2 separate regions of the Homo sapiens genome follow, and region 2 is linked to region 1. The links are chromatin contacts, found by Hi-C or POLR2A ChIA-PET in ENCODE. All regions are on one chromosome and are shown on one strand. The core of a region is the stretch at or near the end of the contact, and the rest is flanking DNA. Distances in the headings are between cores, read along the strand shown. Region 1 holds the start of LINC02843 (long intergenic non-protein coding RNA 2843). Region 2 has its middle 30 kb from the start of MIR4289.

What was found. Hi-C counts contacts between places; a loop is a spot of excess contacts on that map. ChIA-PET counts read pairs that join two places held with the same protein, here RNA polymerase II (POLR2A). Pooled maps may share reads with other maps.
Region 2: a map of IMR-90 shows a loop between it and region 1 (4-fold over the local background). The contact joins the enhancer-like site here to the promoter of LINC02843 in region 1. A Hi-C loop is called at or near these places in 4 of 168 maps with a recorded cell type or tissue (IMR-90, PC-3, aorta and 1 more) and 3 of 50 pooled maps. POLR2A ChIA-PET finds 5 or more read pairs at or near these places in 1 of 52 experiments (MCF 10A).

Annotation. Positions count from the first base shown.
Region 1 is chr9:88,650,906-88,653,420 of GRCh38, reverse strand. It overlaps LINC02843 (long intergenic non-protein coding RNA 2843), which reads left to right and starts at 1,261. Exons shown (of 4, transcript NR_144626.1): 1 at 1,261-1,460. It overlaps LOC105376135 (a long non-coding RNA gene), which reads right to left and starts at 1,572. Exons shown (of 2, transcript XR_930098.2): 1 at 1,355-1,572; 2 at 548-1,232. RefSeq lists an enhancer at 393-1,592.
Region 2 is chr9:88,774,420-88,776,934 of GRCh38, reverse strand. No RefSeq gene overlaps it. Among named protein-coding and RNA genes, the nearest start is that of MIR4289, 30 kb to the right of the region's middle. Within about 2 kb of position 1,259, at least 7 of the 41 ENCODE cell types and tissues checked have a DNase peak (open chromatin) inside an H3K27ac peak, as active enhancers do; they include PC-3 and endothelial cell of umbilical vein, where a contact is called at or near this core.

The DNA of each region.
Region 1 (2,515 bases), core at 12-2,511:
CTCATAGTGAATAAAATATTGTTGTGTAGAAAACTGGCTCCAGGAAATTAAAAATCAATATACTTTGAGAACTAAAATAGGATGGAAAAGTTGCTTTGTCCAGATTGCAATGGCCAGGCAATGCAAAACAAAAGAATTGCTATTATAAAATGAGAATTACAAGAGAGCATTTTTCAGCTTTGTATGAGAAATGCAATTGACCGAGTGAAAAAAATTAACCCTGTTTGTGTTTCATTCAAGTGGCCATCTCTGCAACTTACTGCTAATTTGCCTTCTTTGAATTTACCATTCCTGGTGGCAAAATCATTTGCTCAGAATTGTTCTAGTATTGCCCAGTCATACTTTTCTAATTAAGATTCCTTGCTGAATGTTCTAACTTTGACCTCATTTCAAAGTTACTTTCATTTTAAAGCTTGACTCAAGATCTTCAATTCTTATATCTTAAAAATCTTAAATGTTTTCTGTTTCTGTTATTAACTATACTAGGTTAGGGATATTTAAAATAACAGCTGATAATATGGTTTTTAAAAATTGTGAGAATGATTGCTAATGTCTGGCTCTCACTTTATTAAGAGGACATGGGAGCCTTTGAAAGATGGCTTGCCTGTCTACCTAGGGCTGACCCCCAGGTCCAGATTTGAGAGTCTGGGCTGGCTGACTGCTGGGTGGCTTTGGTAGAAGCTGGCTTGTCTTCTGGTTCCATTTTTCTCTCCACCCCAGTATCTTGGGTTACTCTGGAAAACTATGCGATGCCCATGTGCGCACCCAGTTAAAGGGCATTCGAGTCTTTGCCCGTAGAAATTTCATAAATAGAATATGTAATGAGCCATGCATGTCTTATCGCTAAGGAATCCAGGGGAATCTGAAACTTGGATGACAAAGTCTCTTATGGGTCTTTCCTTCTCACACCACTTGATACAGCACGACTATCTTGAAGTCAGCCAGCGGCCTGCAGAGGCGGTCTTTCCATCTGTTTCAGAAAACCCGGTGGCTTGTGCAACCTGGGAAACTTGCCCACAGCCATCCCACGTGGTGAGTCAGCTCTCTGGCTCCATTATCTACTGTCTCTTCCCAGATGTGACTCCCTGTTTAGGAGCAAGCAAAGTTATGGGGACCCAGGGGAGAAGCAGACACTCACCTAATGCACAATCCTGCTGAGAATTTACCCAAACCCAAGGAGGTGGAGATGGAGTAGAGCTTGAGTCCTTTCCACGACTGTTAACTGAAGATTTCTGTTGTGACATCACATAGAATTTTGACTAGCATTCACCAAGGATGAACTGAAAGCAGGATCTGTCTCACCATACACTGAGAACTGTAGAATATGCAAGGCACATGGAACTTATTTTCTTACGTATAAAAGCGTGTATATGCTCCTTATACATCTGTCCTAATGCTTTCCAACAGTCCTCACTCTAAGCCTCACCAAGACCCAGATGAGGAAACAAAGGCACAGAGGGGTGAGTCACTTGACCAAGTCACAGCACTGGAAAGGAACAGAGTTTCTGTGTTTCCTTCTCCAAGAGAAGCACTCTTGGCTATAGTGCTTCTGATTAACCAGTGATTCCCATACAGTGGTCCCTGGGCCAGCAGCATCAAAATCACCCAGGAACTTGATAGAGGTGAAAAGTCACTGAATAAGACTTACTGAATCAGAAACTCTGGGGAATGTGGCCCAGAAATATTTGTTTGAACAAGCTTGTCAGGTGATTCTCATGCACACTACAGTTTGAGGAATATTGAACTAGGCCTTTGGAATGAGGTTTTTCATTACTGAGTGTTTTAGGGGAATTCTTGGGCAAATATCAGAAGAGATTCACTAGGAGTCATTTCTGGGTACAAGTTAATAAATAGGTTTCCTTTCTGAGGTACTACATGCAATAGTCAGAACTGTAAGAAAGTATATTTATGAACATATCAATAAAAAATGTATTCACTCTGTGAAAATAATATTCCCCTTAGAAAAGCGTTCACATGAACTTGGTGATTGATCTCATAGGGTGCAGTCGGGAGGGGTCAAGAGTCACCCCACATCTTGTATCTCAGGTCAGCCCACTTCTTTCCATCTCTGCTCCCATCCTGGCCCCAACTATGCTCATCTCTCACTCAGAAATCTACAGTGGCTTCCTAACTCGACACCCCTTCTATTCTGAAGCTCATTCAAGCTGTTCTTCACATTGAAGCCAGAGTGATTTTTCTGCAAATCTGAGCTTAAGTAAAGCCCTTAAAGAATTACTATTGTTCACAGGATACAGAACAAAATGCCTAACAAAGCCCCTGAGTCAGTGGGACATGGTCTGCCCATCCCTTTACCCCAAGAGACATAGAATGCAATTCTCCATTTCACTGCTTGCTCCTAGTCACCCCAGCAATCTTTTATTTTCTTAAAAACACATAGCCTTTTATGCCTCAGCTACTTTCACGTTTGTCCCTCTTCTTTAAATGTTTTTCCCCTCATTTCACTGTTTAAGCCATATATACCCTTCAAAATTCAGTTCAAACCTCACTTCAAGAA
Region 2 (2,515 bases), core at 10-2,509, 120 kb before region 1:
GTACTGGGGACTGTGTTTGCTCATAGTTAACCCCAATGACTAAGCAAGTCCATTAAAAGGCAGGTCTAAAATGGGGGAGGCAAAAATTTTGTCTGCTATAGTTTACCCTCTGACCACATTCCTCTCTCTCATCTGCAAAATGCATCTATCCTGTCTCATGACAACAAAGATCTCACTCCATTAGAACACCCACTTCAAGTCCAAAATCTCATCATTTCAGTCGCCTTGAGCAGTCAGGTGAGGCTCTGCTATGATACACCCTGAGCCACAGACCCTGTCTATCTGTGGCCCTGTAAAACTAGAAAACAAGTAATCTGACCACCAAATTCAATGATGGTATAAGTGTAGGAGAGCCATTATAGACATTCTGGTTCCAAAAGGGGAAAATGGGGGGCACCAGTTCAGGCAGTTTCAATCCATCTGGGAGATGCAATTAAGTTTAAGGAATTATCCTCACTGTGTCGTGGGCTCGATTCTCTAGGCTCTCAATTCTACCTTTCAGGCTCTTGGCTCTCCAGAAGAGAAAAATAAAAGCAACTGAAGAAGGCAGATGACCAATGCCAATCAATTTGACATGGCTGTGGGCTGAGTTGTATCCCACCCCCAAATTCTTCTGTGGAAGTTCTGACCCCTGAAAGGGGCAGCTCCAAGGGCACCCATCAGCCCCCATCCAGCCCCTGAGGGGCAGCTTCGCCCTCTGTCTTCTGACTCTGCCCTTCTCAGCCTGGGACTTGCCTGGGTTTTGTCTTCCCTTTCAGCATGAAGCCAGGGACCCCCAGACAGTTTGGGAGAATCCTCATATGGCCTACAAGATGCCCTGGCCCTCTCTGACCTCACCACGTGCACTCACTCCCCCAGTGGCTCTCTGCTCCCCAAGTGCAATATGCTCTGTCTCCCAATCCACACGCTTGGCTTGTTCTTTCTCACCCTTCAGGTTTGAGTTTAAACATTTCCACCTCAGAGAGTCCTTCCCCGAACATTCCACGTAGAGTTGTTCAGTTCCTTCCTCCCCATCCACCCCGTCCACTTGACTTCCCAACAGGAAGGGAAGAAGAGAGGAGATGATCTTGAGAGGGAAAAGAGGAGAAGAGTGAGAATAAAGGAAGCGGGGGTAAGAGTCGCTGTGAGGGTTAAATGACTCAGCATACATTAAGCAAAAAGGACAAATATGTATTTTGCTACAAAATACATATTGGGTGACATCATCTCTGCCTAAGGACTCAACACCTTGGCTCACTGGTTCCTTCCACCTGGAGGTCCTGCCACCACTCTGTCAAAATCCTGTGGCCACGTGTGAATATCGGCTCTTTCATAAATCTCTACTTATTCCCACCCAGAAAATGGTCTCCCTTCAACCCCTGTAGGGTGTTGCTTGTGCTTCTTCCTGAGCACCCCTTGCATTCACCCTCCTCCATTGTCTGCTCTCATTTCTGATGCTGGTGTACAAGGACCAGCACTCTCACTTGCTCAGAGACAAGAAAGCTGCAGATGCCTGGTCACCCTGCCCAGTTCTGCAGTGTGATGGGTCCAGACTGCAGACTGCCTAGGACTCTGCTTCCTGGAGAACCCTCCCTCCCTTAACATCCCCTCTGGCTCACTCTTTGTCCTCAGGCCTCCTTTGGTTTTAGAGTGATAAGCTGATAGCCATAAACAGTTACAGCCTTTTAAAATATGAAGGCTCCCTTGCCAAGAATGCTCATCAAGCAAGAAGTCTTTGTTGCAACAAAGATAGTGCCATGGTTTTACTCCTTGGCTCTCCTGAGATTGAAGTTAAACAAATACGCAGTTTGGCCCAAGACCTGCTGAGTCACTTCTCCCATGTAGACACACTAAAGGTTTAGCAATAAGTTATCATCTCTCTTTTTTTTAAGTACAAACAAAATATTATTTCAGGAGGAAAAATTTCAGAAAGTGTTTCATTTATTTCTTTCTGTTTTCTCTGGGAGTCTTTGTCTATCCTAGACTATAGAATTGGTGTCATTACCTCAAGCAGTGAGACGAAAAAGGGAGGACCCTTCTTTCCATGGGGTGGGCAAGATGGGAGAATCACAACGGTTCCTTGAGTGTGTGATGTGGCTCTCCTCAGCACCTCCTTCTTGACTGCCTCGTAGACCCAGTTAAAAATCAAGTACTGGGGACCCAAGCTTACTGTTTGGAGCTATTATATACTTCGAGGACATTACAGTTGCAAAAAGTCAAGAGCCAATTATTAAGTAATTCAGTCTCCAAAAGAGACCCTACAGCCACAAGTGTCTGGATATTAAAGCAGATTTAACTCTCTGAATTAAACTAAACTCTTGTTTGTCAAGGAAACGCATGCCACTATAACAGCCAATAATTAATTATGTGACTGTCAACAAATAATCCCCCAAACTGTTTGGAAATGAATAAATATGGTAGGATTGAAACCACACGATTTAATACCCTAATTCCATTTCAGCCATGGCCAAACTCACAATTTACTCAATTTCCTATCTACAAACTTTATTATTTTAGCAACATATAAGTGGGACTT